Linked DNA regions of Homo sapiens: region 2 is linked to region 1. Evidence: chromatin loops called from intact Hi-C (ENCODE). Cell type or tissue: gastrocnemius medialis. All regions are shown on one strand. Links, peaks and the distances in the headings refer to the core of each region. The heading gives the core; the rest is flanking DNA.

Evidence for each region. A loop is a pair of places that touch in the nucleus more often than their neighbours do. Peaks named below come from ENCODE experiments on the same cell type or tissue, not always from the same donor. Only the 100,000 strongest peaks of a DNase experiment are listed, where the experiment ranks them.
Region 2: a loop joins it to region 1, with 4 times the contacts of the local background. A loop is called at or near these places in 1 of 110 quality-filtered maps.

What each region holds. Positions count from the first base shown.
Region 1 is chr6:15,792,003-15,800,338 of GRCh38, forward strand. No RefSeq gene overlaps it. Among named protein-coding and RNA genes, the nearest start is that of DTNBP1, 130 kb to the left of the region's middle. In gastrocnemius medialis, for the core only: no CTCF peak of the experiment used is centred there; DNase peaks (open chromatin) are centred at 1,489 and 4,559; H3K27ac peaks cover 4,999 bases.
Region 2 is chr6:15,709,133-15,717,468 of GRCh38, forward strand. No RefSeq gene overlaps it. Among named protein-coding and RNA genes, the nearest start is that of DTNBP1, 50 kb to the left of the region's middle. In gastrocnemius medialis, for the core only: no CTCF peak of the experiment used is centred there; a DNase peak (open chromatin) is centred at 6,159; H3K27ac peaks cover 3,516 bases.

The DNA of each region.
Region 1 (8,336 bases), core at 118-8,117:
AGGTTGGAGGCAGTGAGGGAATGACATGGGTTTAGTCCATCCTGCAGGTTCTGGCTTGTCCTTACTGTCCCCACTGTCTTAATCAGCTTGGGCTACTGTAACAGAATATGGAGTGGGTGGCTTAAACCACACACATTTATTTCTCACTGTTCTGGAGGCTGGAAGTCTGAGATCAGGATGCCAGCATGGTCAAGTTCTCAGTGAGGGCCCTCTTCCTGGTTTACAGATGCCTGCTTTCTTGCTTTTCCTTCCAGGATCATCTCTCTGTGTCTCTTTTTACAAGGGCACTAATCCCATCCATGAGGGCTTCAGGCTTATGACCTAATCATCTCCCAAATGCCCCACTTTCAAATACCATCATATGGAGGATTAGGCTTCAACATATGAATTTCAGAGAGTGCACAAAATTCAGTCCACAGAATCCCCTTTGCATTCATCTTTCCTTCTATGCTACCTGACTTGCAAATTTCAACTTCCAGCACTGGACACGGAGAAACAGCCTTGTAGAAACTAGTGCCTACAATTGCATAAGATGAAATCCCTATGATAAATTCATGTGGATGTGTGCATGTAAGGCTATCCTAGTGGTTCTGCCTTTCTGATCAAATTCTGACTGCATCAGCAGGAACACATGGAGGGGAGGACGGTGTGAAGGGCTAGCACCCTTGCTCTGTGGGTGCAGTCATGGGTCCTCTGCTACATCCAAAGATGGACCAGACTGAGTCAGGCCAGTTCTCTCGGGGTACCTAAAGAACTAGAACTGAGAGAGTCACTCTCTGTTGGTGCAGAGGCTGTAAGAGGTAAAGTTGGGGTGCTGTGGGGAACTGTATTAGTCTGCAATGGCTGCTGTAAGAAAATACCAAAGACTGGGAAGCTTAAACAACAGAAATTGATTTCCTCACAGTTCCAGAGGCCCTAAGTCAAAGATCAAGGTGTCAGCTGGGTTGCTTGCTTCTGAGGTCTTTCTCTTTTGTGTACAGATTACTGCCTTCTCCCTGTATCCTTATGTGGACTGTCCTCTGTGCACATACATCCCTGGTGTCTCTTCCTCCTCTTATGAGGACACTAGTCATACTGGATTAGGATCACCCTAACAGCCTCATTTCAACTGAGTGGGCTCTTTAAAGGCCTTATCTCCAAATGCAGTCACATTCTGAGGTACTGGGGGCTAGGACTTCCACCATATGAATATTTGGGGACACAGTTCAGCCCATAACACTGGCTATTAGTGGGCAAGTGTGGTAGATATACTTTTTGCCATCTGGAGAAAGTCTGATTGCGGAGAAAGTCGGACTGCAGAGAAAGAGAAGAATGTAGCAGACACTCAGAGAGCCATGGAACTGATACACTATATAGAGAAGACCACAGCCTTTGGGATGGAAGGAACCCAACTTTGTAAGGAGAGCCATTCACAACTGCCTCTGTAGATAACTCGTGACACAGCTCATAGGAATTTATCACTCCCAGCATACAAACTGTCTGACGGTTTGCCCTGCAGCATGGTCAGGCTTCAAGGCTGTTTTCCCAGCTGCAGAGCTCACAGGTGTCTGTGCATGAGTCTATTGTAGCTAGAGCATCTCCCCAGGCATGAGGCAGGGGCTGATATCGGGATCAGTCAAAATAGCTCTACTAGCAACAGCAAGACACCTTTTTTCCTATTATTATTTAAAATTATCTATGACTTTTTTCTCCCTTCTAGTGCTATAAATGGAAAAAAGATTTCTAGAAAGTTCTTTGTATGTTTTAGACATTCCTTTCATAACCTACAAGCTAACTGTATATTAATAAACTATTACCTCCATTCAATCACATGCCAAACTCACAGAAGCCCAATGACTTTTCAGTAACTTGTGCCAATGAACCAATCCATGTTTATTGAGCTCTGATTATAAATGAAGCTCAGCAGTAGGGAATACAAGAGATTAAAAGATGGTGAGGACAAGCTCCTCACTCTCAAAAATCTTACCATCTAGATGAGCTCAGGGACCAAGGCACTGAAATAGCCATGTACACCTCAGAGTCAAGGTCAAAGCATAATTTTAGTTTTGATTCAGTCCCTTGGCCAGAGAAGCAGAAGTGTCAAATTATAGCCATGAACAAGCACTTAAGTAGCTTAGCTTTGTCTATAGGAGGGTCTCTGGACAGCTGGGCAAATTCACAGCCTTTACTCTTCTAGTGTTTACTTCTTCTATGCATTTTTTGTGAATTCTAAAACAATGTGGCTATGTCACAGAAATGGAAGTCACCAGTTTGGTTTGCTAGCGTACTGCTTATGTACAAGTTGCTTTGGATTTCTTTTATGTCTGGGCCCTGGGTGGCCCTCAGTTCTGCCCATGGCAGTAGCTGACAGTGCTCTGTGGTTGTAGGAATATTTGGAAGGAGCAGAAAAGAGGTACAGTTAGAATGAGTGGGACTTGTCTGGTGGGTTGACTACTGATATAGTTCAGTGTCTGGTTACTGCTTTGAACATTTAGGTGAAAAATATCGTGCTGACCTATCCAGCACAGCCTCTGCGTAAAGAACACTTCACAGAGTAGTGAAGTGCAAACACACAAGGCAATAATTATATATTATAACACACACCTTATTGGTTCTGTTTCTGTGAAGAACCTTGATACATCTTCTAAGGAAATTTCTCAAATGTCCCATCCAAGAAGTGTTCCTAGATAAAATCTAGGATGCCCCGTTAAATTGAAATTGCAGATGTATCACAAATAATTTCTTATAAGTATGTCTCATGCAATATTTGGGACATACTTATAATAAAAAGTTGTTTATTGTTCATCTCAAATTCAAATTTAGCTGTGGGTCTTGTATTTTTATTTGCTAATCTGGCAACCCGACATCTACGCACTGCTGTTTTTGTAACATCTGCCGGAGCTACATGCCACAGCCATCACTGCCTGCAAGGGAGGCTGGGAAATGTAGTGCTGTTAACCAAGAACATTGTTGCAGTCAAGAACATAGGAGTTTTGGTAATAAGGAAGATGGAGATGATGAATAATGGATATTGGGTGGGCAACTCCTATAAAGTCCAGGTGACCCTTTTACCCATGTGAGATGGGTATAAGTCTATATTGATAATATTATTAGCAGCTATCCCATATTAGGTTCTTACTTTGTGTCATGAACCATGCTAAGACCTTTACATACAGCTTCTCATTTAATCTCCACAACAACATTATTGCTACCCCCATTTAACAGATTAGAAGCCTTATCCGATGGCTCAGGCTAAGAGAGATTTAGTTGTTTGAGGTCACACAGCTAGTAAGTTGCTGAGTTAGGGCTAGAATCCACAATGATGTGATTTCAAAGCTGATGCTTTTGATATTTTTTTCCCAACAACAATTCTGCATGCCTACCATGTGCCAAGCACTAGAACAAAGTATTGAGTTATTAGAGTAAACAAAGAAGACAGTCTTTGCCATCAAGGAGCTTACTTCCCATTATCGAGGCCTTTGGGAGGAGGTCATAAGGGTGAGGTCCTAATTCGATGAAGTAGTATTTTTATAAAAAGAGGAAGAGACAGCCTGGCGTGGGGGCTCATGCCTGTAATCCCAGCACTTTAGGAGACTGAGGCGGGCGGATCATGAGGTCAAGAGATCGAGAACATCCTGGCCAACATGGTGAAGCCCCGTCTCTACAAAAAAAAAAAAAAAAAAAAAAAAAGCTGGGTGTGGTTGCAGGCACCTGTAGTCCCAGCTACTTGGGAGGCTGAGGAGAATCGCCTGAACCTGGGAGGCAGAGGTTGCAGTGAGCTGAGATCACGCCATTGCACTCCAGCCTGGTGACAGAGCGAGACTCCGTCAAAAAAAAAAAAAAAAAAAAAAAAGGAGGAAGAGACACCAGAGACCTTCCTCTCTCTCTCTACATGTGCAGACAGGAAAGGCCATGTGAAGACAAAGCAAGAAGTCAACTCTCTACAAACCAGGAAGAGAACCCTCACTGGAAACCAACCCTCATAGCACCTTGATCATGGACCTCCAGTTTCCAGAACTGTGAGAAAATAAATGTCTCTTGTTGAAGCCACTCAGCCTATGGTATTTTGTCATGGGAGCCCCAGAAGACTAATATACCCCCACTATTGATAGAGAGAAACATAAATAAAAATCAGTAAATATGGAACAAATAAGTAGTGAAAAGAATCAGAGGTCATGGGGTACTAAGGATGGTGTCAGCTCTTTAGAAAGGAATCTCAACACACTGAGATGTGGCAATTGGGCAGAGACTTGAGGGGTGCAAGGGAATGAGACACGATGTCTGGGCAGGAATGCTCCAGGCAGAGGGAGCTCAGAGTCCTCCAGCAGGAGCCTGCACTGTGCCTGGAGAGGGAGAGCACAGGGCAGAGTGGCGGGAAATGAGGATGGAGAGTCAGGGCCAGGTCATGTGTGAAAGCCCAGGGTTCTAAGTATGATGGGAAGCCGCGGGGGAATGACATGGTCTGAACTTCATTTCTGTAAGATCAATAACTCTGGCTGCTGTGTAAAAAACCGAACCATAAGCAGAGGACAGTGGGAGTCGAGAGACCAGTCAGGAGGCCACACCAGTAGGGCAGATGAGAGAGGATGTAGCTTGAAATAGCCTGATAGATGTGGGGGTGGTGGAAAGTAGCCAGATTTCAGGATATATTTAGAGAAAGAACAGTCAGTAAAGAATCTGAGCAACTGGAAGGAATGAATTGTCATTTACTTAGATAGATTCATGTTCAGCGATGGAAATCAAGAGCTCTGGGCATTGGTGGGGGACCTTAAAGGGATCCCTCATAAGTGCCACCCCTCTTCTCTGCCTGAGAAATAAAAGAAAGACTAGAGATAGACACTGAAATATTACTTTTACTACTGATAGAGGACAACTGGGGGTAGCGGCTTAGAGTGGGATCAAATCACCCCCTAACCAAACTCCAGAATTAAGCAAACTTACCTCTCGGCCCCAGGCAATGCTGTCCAGGTTGAGCTCCTCAGTGAATCTCAGAGCACAGAAGAGAACAAGTGTTCTCTGCTCCCAAGTGAGCATGCCCAGACTTTACTCATCAGAACCCCCGAGGCAGTGGAGTGAGTCAAGGGCAGAGTGAGGCCTAGAGTTCCATGAATTGAACTCCTTTCATAAGAAGAGGACACCAGGAATGGACGAGACACATTTTCTGCTAATAGATGTGTTACGTTTGAGGCCCTTCATATGTCCAGGTGGAGTAAGGAGTTGGCTAGATAAGCCTGGTGCTCAGGGGAATGATTGGATTGATAATAAAGATTTGGGGTCATCAGTGTACTTTTGTTAATTAAAGGCATGGGACTGGGTGAAAGAACATACAAAGAAGAGGCCTGGGCACTCTGAGACTTAAAGGCCAGAAGGATGCTTAGAGAAGAATCCAGCAAAAGGGAAGACATACCCAGTGGGGTAGGAGGACAGCTGAGAGCTCAGTGAGGAAACTTTCAAGAAACGGAAAGCAATTCACCGTGTTGAATGCTGCTGGGAAGTACAACTATGGTCATTGGATCTGCAAGAGGGAGTTGTTGCATAATGAAGAATTTATCTGGTCATTATCTCTGTTCCTTGGAGGGAGATTCTAAATTTTGGGAATTTCCCAAGCAATAGGAGTGTCTTTGCTATTCATGGTGGGCCCTGATAGTTTTTGCTAATGAAATGACTCCAGATGACAAGAGGAGGAGGAGGGCCAGCACGGTGGCTCATGCCTATAATTCCAGCACTTTGGGAGGCTGAGACAGGTGGATTGCTTTGAGCTCAGGAGTTTGAGACCAGTGGATCACTTTGAGCTCAGGAGTTGGAGACCAGCCTGGCAAATGTGGCAAAACCCTGTCTGTACTAAAAATATAAAAATTAGCTGTGTGTCTTGGCACATGCGTATAATCCCAGCTACTCAGAAGGCTGAGGCTGTATAATTGCTTCAGCCTGGGAGGTGAGGTTGTAGTGACCCGAGATTGCACCACTGCACTCCAGCCTGGGTGACAGAGTGAAACTCTGTCTCAAAAAGAAAAAAAAGAGGATGGGGCTGGTCATGCCAGGAAAACCATGTGATTAGTGGGTTTGGTCTTTGAGCCACATGGTATCAAGCTGATCTCCAGACACTTGGAGTGTGAAGAGGGGCTTGAGTTGAGATTGATTTCAATCACGTAGCCAATGATTCAATCAATCATGCCTCTGTAATGAAACCTCAATAAAAACTCTGGCCACTGAAGTGTGTTGGAGCTTCCTGGTTGGTGAACACATCTATGTGCTGGGAGAGTGGGGCACCCTGATTCCTTGGGGATGAAAGCTTGTGTTCAGGATCCTCCCATATCTTACCCTATGTGTCTCTTCATTTGACTAGCCCTGATTTATATCGTTGATAATAAAACCATAGCTATAAATATAGCACTTGGTGGAAATCTGTGAGTTGTTCTAGTGAATTATCCAACCTGAGGGTCATGGGAATCTCTGAATTTGTAGCCAGTTTGTCAGAAGGGCAGATGGCCTGGAGACCCCCAAACTTGTGCCTAGTGTTAGAAGGGAGGGCAGTCTTATGAAGGACTGAGCCCTTAACTTGTGGGGCATCTGGGCTAACTCTGGGTGGTCAGTGTCAGGATGCATTGTAAGGCCCCCCAGTATTGCAGGGGCCCACTAGTAGCATTGATGAGTGTGATTTCAGTGGTGTGGTAGGAATGGAAGTTGATTATATTTGTTTTAGAAGAGAATATGAGGAAGTAAGTGGAGACACAAGTATAGACAACTGCTTTGGGAGTTTTTCTGGAAAGGGGAACAGAAAAATACGATGCTAGAATGACAGTAAACTGCCCTCTAATGTTGATTATTGATTTATAAGGGTGTAAGGCCCTAGATAGGCATTTGTAAAAGTTATTTTGAAAGAGCAGGTATGTATTATGTGGTGTTATGGTTTGAATATGGTCCCTCCAAAATTCAGATGTTGCCAATGTATTAAGAGGTGGAGACTTTAAGAGGTGATTAGGCCATGAGGACTCTTCCCTTGCAAATGGGATTAAGGTCCTTATAAAAGAGGCTTTACACAGCATTCAGTCTCTTGCTCGTCTGACTTCTGCCACAAGAGGACACAGCATTTGTCCTCTCCAGAGGAGGCAGCTCTCACCAGACAACCAAACCTGCTAGCACCTGTATCTTGGACTTTTCATCTTCCAGAATTATGGGAAGTGAATTTCTGTTCTTTTTTGTCTAGGTAACTAGACAATTACCTAGTCTGTGGTATTTTGTTATAGCAGCACAAAATGGACTAAGATGTGGCCATGGTTAACAAGTTGTATGGAAATTGTATCCCACAGTAGGCAGAGAAGTAATGTTGAAATATTTGAATGGCACAGTTGATCTGAGGACAAAGAAAGGCAAGGAACATGGCAGGGAAAGCAATGGGAAGAAACTGAGCCAAAGGCGGTGGTGCCTAGGGAGGTGGGGGCCTGGATGACTAATGAGTGGGGCCACCACTGCCCTGAGGGATTCCAAGTATCCCAAAGACCCCAGCAGGAGAATCATTTTACAAATTGATTGATGAGGCTTCTCAGCATTAACTGCCTGTACAGTGACTGAGAGCAGGCAATGTGTACTCCATGAATTGTGAGTTTATGCCTTTTTTTTTTTTTTGAGATGGAGTCTCACTCTGTGACTCAGGCTAGAGTGCAATGGCATGATCATGGCTCACTGCAACCTCTGCCTCCTGGGTTCAAGCAATTCTTCTGGTTCAGCCTCCCGAGTAGCTGGGATTAGAGGTGTGCATCACCACGCTCGGCTAATTTTTGTATTTTTAGTAGAGACAGGTTTCGCTGTGTTGGCCAGACTGGTCTCAAATTCCTGATGTCAGGTGATCTGCCTGCCTTGGCCTCCCAAAGTATTGGGGTTACAGGCGTGAGCCACTGTGCTTGGCCTGAGTTTATGCCTTTCTACTTAGTATTCCCAGCACAGTATTTGGCATAGAGTACATGTTCAATAAGTGCTTAATGAATGAAGCTTTCCTGAGGATACCCACTTTGTCTAGTTTGAACCCCAAATTCTTCCAAACTGTGCCTTCAGATCACCTAAATATCAACTTGGCAAGGAAAGTGCTGGTGAGCCAGAACTGGACAGTCACCTGCTGGGGACTTTTGAAAAGGAACTCCTGAATGTAGATGGCCCCTCTTGTCCTTGTCAACATAAGATTCTTTGGCTCCATGACCTCTAAAGAGGCTACGAGAATAATAATAATGACAATAATTACAATATCAATAATTAACACATAATTCTTACAATGTCCTAGGCACTGAGGTAAACAATTGGCATCATTATTTCATTTAATAATACCTATGAGGTGGGTGCCATTACTAACTCCATTTAACAGA
Region 2 (8,336 bases), core at 94-8,093, 83 kb before region 1:
CCATCAACTCTTTTTTTTTTTGTGACAGAGTTTCGCTCTTGTCATGGAGGCTGGAGTGCAATGGCGCCATCTCAGCACACTGCAACCTCTGGCTCCTGGTTTCAAGCGATTCTCCTGCCTCAGCCTCCCAAGTAGCTGGGATTACAGGCGCCTGCCATGACGGCTGGCTAATTTTTTGTATTTTTAGTAGAGACGGGGTTTTGCCATGTTGGGCAGGCTGGTCTCGAACTCCTGACCTCAAATAATCCACCCACCTCGGCCTCCTAAAGTGCTGGGATTACAGGTGTGAGCCACCACCCCCAGCCTCCATCAACTCTTGTCTGGACTTCTGTGATGACCCCTAACTAGTCTCCTTGCTTCCTACCCTTCTTCAATCCATTTTATGCACAGCATCTACAGTGATCTTTTAAAAATATAAATCAGATCATATAATATGTCTGCTTTTAATCCTCCAGTGACTGCCTATTCCACTTAGAAAAAAATCCAAAATCCTTATGCTGTTTTGCAAAGCTCTACATAACTGGACCTGCCTGCCTGCCTGCCTCTCTGACCTCTTCTATCATTCCTTGCCTTGCTCCACAAAGTCTAGTCATGCCAGCCTTGGTGTGTTGCTATCTCGGGGCCTTTGCACTAGCAGTCATTGCTATAAGGGATACTATTTCTCCAGAGCCTCACATGAATTTTAGGTTCTATCAAATTATGAGGAAGCCCTAGGGTAGCCTCTCTGTCAACCCCCACCTCTTGCTCTGTTTCCTGTTCCTCATAGTCTAGCTGGAGCAGCTCCTGGAACATTGCCTGGTATGCAATAGGTTCTCAATAAATATTTGTGGGATAAGTGAATGGATGGATTATAGGTACATTTTCTCTTCTTGTTGTTACTTTTAATGGTTTTCACAAAACTATAACAGCAAATAATTTCAAGTTTAGAATTAGTTTAGCACCATGTTTTGAATGCCAGATAGCCCGCTGGTCCCCCTCCCCTTCCTCTTCCCCTTCCCATTCCCTTCCCCTCCCTCCCTCCCTCCCCTCCCTCACTCACTCCCTTCCTTCCTTCTTTCCTTCCTTCCTTCCTTTCTTCCTTTCTTCCTTCCTTCCTTCCTTTCTTCCTTCCTTCCTTCTTTGTTATTGGTCAGGGTTCTATTCCTTCTAAAACCATGTAGTAGAAATTAAAATTACTTAGAAAGGGCATAGATGACTTTCTTTTAACTAGTGTTACGGGTTGAAATGTGTCTATCCCCAAATTCACATGTTGAAGTCCTAACTCTCAGAATGTGGCTTTATTTGGAAATAAGATTGTTGCAGATATAATTGGTTAAGATGAGGTCACAGTGGAGTAGGATGAGCCCCTAATCCAATATAACCAGTGTTCTTATAAAAAAAAAAAGAGGGACATTTGGACACAGACACACATACAGGGTGGGGGTGCCATGTGGAGATGAAGGCAGACATTGGGGTGATGCACCTACAAGCCAAGGAACATCAAAGATTGCCACCAAACCACCAGAAGCTATGGGGGAGGCATGAAATAGATTCTTCTTCATAGCCTCAGAAGAAAGTAACTCTGCTGACACTTTGATTTTGGACTTCTGACTTCTAGAACTGCGAGACAATAAATTGTTGTTGTTTAAACCACCTGCTTATCAGTAGGTTGTTATAACAGCCCTAGGAAACTAATACAACCTGTTAGAGGCATCAGTTATGGTTATAGAGCAAGAGAATTCATCTCTACATTTATGAGATAGCAATGTTTCCCTCTTTTTTTTTTTTTTGAGACAGGGTTTCACTCCTGTCACCCAGGCTGGAGTACAGTGGTGCAATCTCGGCTCACTGCAACCTCCACCTCCCAGGTTAAATCAATTGTCCTGCCTCAGCCTCCTGAGTAGCTGGGACCACAGGCATGCACCACCACACCCAGCTAATTTTCATATTTTTTTGTAGAGACTGAGTTTCACCATGTTGGCCAGGCTGGTCTCAAACTCCTGGCCTCAAATGATCTGCCCACCTCGGCCTCCCAAAGTGCTGGGATTACAGGTGTGAGCCACCGCACCTGGCCACATCAACGTTTCCCTCTTTAGAGAAAGAGAGGAAGAATAAATCATAAAAATCTTGCAATCTGGGGGACACAAATATATAAACAAATTATTACAAAATATGACAAAAACTGTAATCAAGCACAAAGTGCCATGAGAACACAGTGGCAGGAGCTGCTTTCTGTGCCCAAGGAAGTCAAGGAAAGTTTCAGAAAAGAGATGGCAGTTCATATGGGTCATAAAGGATGTGGAGTTTTCTTTTCTTTTTTTTTTTTTTTTTTTTGAGACAGAGTCTCTCTCTGTCACCGAGGCTGGAGTGCAGAGGCGCAATCATAGCTCACTGCAGCCTTGGCTTCCCAGGTCCAGTGATCCTCCCACCTTAGCCTCCCATGTAGTTGGGACTACAGGTTCCTGCCACCACACCCAGCTAATTGTTTTTTATTTTTTGTAGAAACAAGGTCTCGCTATGTTGCCCAGGCTAGTCTCAAACTCCTGGGCTCAAGTGATCCGCCCGCCTTGGCCTCCCAAGGAGCTGGGATTACAGGTGTGAGCCACCACACCCAACCAGGATGAGGAACTTTCTAAGTAGAGATGGAAAGAAAAGGCACCGCAGGCACATGGAACAGATTACAGAAAGCCACAGATGTGTAGGAAAACATGTAGAGGGAAGTAAGTATCATGTAGAAAACATCTTTTTCCCTCCAGGCACCCACAAATCAAGAGTTTAGGTTTTCTAGTATTCCTCTAACCATTTTGAAACTGTTAAAGCAGTAGGATCATTTTCCCCCTAAAAGAAATCTCATCTACCCCAATGTATGAAACAACCTCTTTGGGTGAGGAAGGCCTAGGAGTTTCTGCGGTGGTTCCTGAGTTCTCTGTGTGAAGTAATGGGCCACTTTGGGAACCAGAGCTTTTAAACAAAACAATTTGAAAGCTGCTGGCTTTTACTCTTTTTAAGCAGATGTAGGTGGAAGCTGTGGGGGCTATGAAAATGCCGCAGTCAATTCTGCTGCAGGGAGCAGGAGTGACAGATGGGAATCCCCTATAGTGCTTGCTTGAGTCTACACCCCCTGGGCTGCTCAACTAAGTGCCACAGGGCTGCTAATGCAGGGCTTCTCTGGGGGACTTCGCTGGTGGGCAACTTTGGCCCAAAGACGTCCCATCAACCTGGCTGAGATTTTCTTGGAACTGTGCTGCCATCCGAGACTGCCTATCCAGCACCCCTTATTACGTCCTTCTCATCCTTCCCAGCTCCCCTCACTTCCTGCAGCTCCCTCTCCTTTTTCCCTCCTTGGCATTTCCCTCAATAAATCTCCTGCCTGTCTAATCCAGACTTGGCATCTGCAGAGGACCTGATCTAAGGAAATTAAACAAGAGGTCTGCATTATCCTTACCATTGAGTATTTCCAGATTAGCTAACCTAAGAGTTCCAAATTGCACTGATATTGTTGCGATACCAATAAAACCCAATAAGGAGGAGGAGAGGATTGAGAAAGGAACACCTAGGCATTCTGTTGTGTTCTCAAAGCTTGCAAATTGATCATGAGTGACATCAAAAAGCTAAGACTGGGCAGATTGAAATACTTGAACAGATATTAAATAGCCAAAGTAGAATTAAAGAATAGTTACTGGAGGCTGTTTTTACACCCACACAACCTGGCAGATCACTGCTGTACAGTCTTTGTTGCAAAAAATACTACAGAAATATGGTTCTTTGAAAACATCTTCTGTGCCTGTATAAATGACATAGGATCCGGAGGCATTTCTGCAAATAATATGTTTTCCTGTGCCAGTGTATAAATAGCTGTAGAGTAATGAGAGTAAGAGAAAGTTGCCAAGACTATTGCTACACTGACAAGAGAAGCAGCAGACTTGGAACTTGCACCATTATTTGCTGCTAGTCCTAAAGTTTAATGAGACTGCACACAAATGTTGTTTTCACATGACCAGATAAGAGGGCAGATGCTGCCATCTCTGATGACATAGAAAAGGCCAGAATAGGGCCTTTCCAATGTACCTGCCCTTTGGGTGAGGTTTCCCTTCCACACAAGTGCTTTCCTTCTATAGGAAAATATTGCTTTTTAAAATGATGATCAAATTCAGGCCTCTACAGCTTTTAATGCCATAGTGTCCTGGTGATCTTCCTGGACTGAATTGTCCTCTCTTGGCCAAAGATACCTCCATTTTTCCTTTCTACCTTTCGGCAAGACTTACAAAAGGGAGAGAGGAATCTACAGAAAACAGGAAAATCTAGGATGTCCTGGCATACCCTGGAGATTTGCATCACTAAATATGCAGATTCCCTGACATTCCTACAGTGGCCCTTGCCATCAGTTTGGACTTTGACTGTGTCATTACTATTGTCTGCATGCCTCTGCAAATTCATGTGTTGACACTTAATCCTCATTGTGGTGGTATTAAGAGGCGGGACCATTTGGGAACAGAGTAAGTCATGAGGACTCTGCCTGCATGAATGGGACTAGCGACCTTATAAAAGGGGCTGGAGGGAACCAGTTTAGGCCCCTTTTTTGCCCTTCTGTTCCTTCTATCATGTGAGAACACAGCATTCAAGATGCCTTCTTGGAAGGAAACACCAGAGCCCTCACAAGACACTGAACCTCCCTGTGGCTTGAACTTGTACTTCCCAGCCTCCAGAACTATGAGGAGTGAAATTTCTGTTCTTTATATAATAAATTACCCAGTCTCAGGTATTTTGTTATAGAAGCACTAGTGGATGGAGACACCATTCCTTCATTTATACTTTAATTCGTATAATAAACATTTCTTGTCAGTTTACTGTGTGCAGGCATGATGCAGTGCACTGAGGATAGCAACGAACATGGCTGGCAAAGACCCTTGCTCTCTGGTAGCACATGCTCTTGGTGGGAAGGAAGGTGGTAAATATACAACATAATGGGAATATGAGTGATGAGAGGGAGTGACTGGGAAGAGAGTGGCTATTTTTGATAGGGTGGTCAGGGATGACCTGTCTGAGAAGCTGTCGTGGGAAGACTGTGGAGAATGGGTAAAATCAAGTGCAGACACTTAGCTGGACATGAACGTGGTCTCTCCATTGGAAAGAAGGCTGATAGGGCTGGATCACAGTGAGCGCAAGAGTGCAGTGGGAGATGAGGTCAGTGTGAAAGGCTGGGCCCAGTCAGATAGGGCTTTACAGGCCCAGCAGGGTTAGGAGTTTGGGCTTATTCTAAGTGTAAGGGGAGTTCACTGGAGTTGTTAGTTCTTTTGTTTTGTTTTTTGTTTGTTTTCAGATATAGATATTTTAAATGTGAGATGTTTCTCTCAAGGATCTGAACACTTACATTTTTTGAATCATCAATTGCCCTGATTTGTTATGGGACTTCCTTCCTTTTAGAATGTGTCTTTGTGTCCTCAAAGTCTAGCACATCACCCACCTAGGGTGTGTGAGTGCTCAATAAGCACTGATTAAATGAAATTGTTATTGAGTATGAGAAGGACAAGGCTTTGGTTAAAAAATAATCAGTGTGAAATATGAATATTTAATAGGTTAGCAGAAGATGGGACCCAAAGGGAAGAAAGCAAAGAAGTTCTTGTGTTATGACAAGTTCCTAGTGAAGAGATACGAATTGACTACTAAAGTTAATGCAGCAAATTCAGAATACTGAAATTCAAAGTGAGACCCAGGAAACAGGCAGAGTTGTAAAAGTGTTTCAGTGACCTCCAGGATGTGTGCCATATTTGTCTTCTCACTGGTTGTGATTTTGTCTCCTTATTGGGAAGGCAAAGGAACCTGAACCTCTCTCCCTGTTTTGGCTTATTAGAAGGCAAGGTGAACACTTGTCCTTCTTTATGGCCGTCCAGTATGAAACCTTTTCCTATGTTTGGATTTTCCCACCTTGTGTCAGTGAAATACAGAATGTACCTTCCACTACAGAAACAGAAGGCTCAGGTACTTGCTTACTCAGTCTCCTCTCCTTACAGGTGTGAGTCATGGATTCCACTCATGAAATGAAGTCATGAAGTCAGGGAACCATAAGAAACTCTCCAGTGTCTCAGTATCAAAGGCAGCAGAATGATCAAGCTTTGGTAGTAGCAGTGCCAGAGGGGCTGGAAGAGCCCAGTGTCCAGTTAGATTGTTGCCTATGCAACTGTCTCTGAATGAGTACTTTTCCTGGCTGCCGAGCCACACACTTGACTCATCAGCCTTCTTAGCGATTCTGTGAGCCACGTGATAGTCATTCATAAATTCATTGTCTGCTTCAATCAGACAAAGTTTTTTTCTAGTTTTTGAAATTAAGAACTCTAAATGATCCAGGAATTAGAACCAGAAATGGATTGGTTGCAGACCACAGGGCCTTAGAGAAACATGGGATGTATACGGAAATATGGGACTGTTGTTATCTGGCCTGATTGAGGTTGAAGGCAAAGACAATGCAGCTGGTGTGATTAAGGGTTCTTGTCATGATCTAGAGAACCAGTTAATCAAATTGTCACCTGTGTGCACCTAGACTGAATTGCCCATTGAAGGCCAAGCTTTGGGGAACTAAGAGATCAATTCTATTGAATAATACGAAGGACACAGGGAGTTCAATGACTGTGGGATGAGATGGCTTCTCCTAATTGTAATGGATAGCTTCAATAAAAAGAAAAACCTACACAAATTCCTAAGTTCTCAGTTCAAAGTATGTGCTAAAATCCAGAGGCTTCCTTGGGATCATTATAAGAATATCTTATCTTTTGCTGTTGAAATGTGGAGAAAGTCAAATACAAAATGCACAGTTTGATCTCCAAAATTTCTGAATTAAAAAGAGTTGAATTCACATCCTCAGCTGGTCTCTTAGGAGAAAGTTGAAGCACTGACTTGCGGGAGAGTGGGCCTGGAGAATTTGAATGGGAAGACATAGATGATTCATGTAGGCCATGGCCAGGCATGCCTCAGTGAAACCACGAGAAGACCCAGTTACCTAATTCAAAAATAGAATGCAGCAGTGTGTAATTGCGGAACATAGGAATTTTCTTATATTCCTCTAATATATCCATATTAATGAGATGGACACTTGAATACAAATGTATTCCTCCATGTCTCCAAGAGAGTAAGACAGTATAAATGGAAGATCAAAATCCTTACTTCATGAGGACTACTGAGACTACCAACTTTTGGCAAATTTTAAAATTTTGTTCTTTGCACTCCCGTTTGCTGGTTTAAAAATAAAACCAAGTTAAATAACTTAAGCCAAATCCGAATAATCATTCTTACCAGTTTTCAAACATATATACCAGCCTTTGTTATCCAACCCAGTTTACTCAGAATATCCTGAATCTTGAATCCCCACTGAGTATCTTTGCTTTTTCTCTCTATCCCTGTAAGTGGGGGACATAGGGAGTTTGTTTTCATCTGGCAGAGTAAACAATATCCTTTCACCACAATGCCTTAGGGTTATGCCCGTTTTCTGACTTTATCTCAAATTCAGTCCACAGAATGTGGAGCTGGTTCACTATAGCTAATGACATTGTACTGATAAACTTGGAAACAGGAAGCAACATGCAGACTAGGTGCCTCGGAAAATCCTGTGTGTCAGAAGGTGGCGAATAAATTTCATGAAATTATGGGGCCTGTTACCTTAGTAAAATTCCATGTGTGTGTGTGTGTGTGTGTGTAAGAGAGACAGAGACAGAGCATGCATGTGTGTGAGAGTGCCTGGAGAATGTTGGAATAGTTTCCACAAAATGAAGGAGAAGTAGCTGTCCATCGCACTTCATGCCACTGATAAAGAGAAAGATCATCTTTTATAGGTGTTTTTGAATTTTGGAAATAATACATACCACGTTTGGATCCTATGGCAGACAACTACTAACTGTTTACCAATATGGATTTCTCCTTTTTAACAGAACCCCAATTCTGTTTGGGCAGCAGTGTATCCAGTTAAAAATATTAGACTCCCTTGCAGCTAGGAATCAACAAGTATCAAAGTCTGGTTACTGTGACATGCTCTCTAGATTTCTGGAAAAGGTGCCACCTCTTCCTATCTCCCTCCCTTCTCCTATCTGGAGCTGGGGTAGCCATCCTGTGCCCATGAACCCAAAGAAATCAGCTGAGCACAGATCATAAGTGCAGGATGGTAGAGCAGAAAGATAGAAGGATCCTGACACACTGTTGCAATCTACCTCCAGACTCCTTAGTATGTGACAAAAATCAACCTCTATTTGGTTAAACTATTATGGTTGGATTTGTTGCTCCTTATACAAAGGTATTATATGGACTCATTTATCGGGTGACCAGCAAGGCTGTTAGCTTTGAGTGGGGCCCACAGCAAATCTCTCCAACTT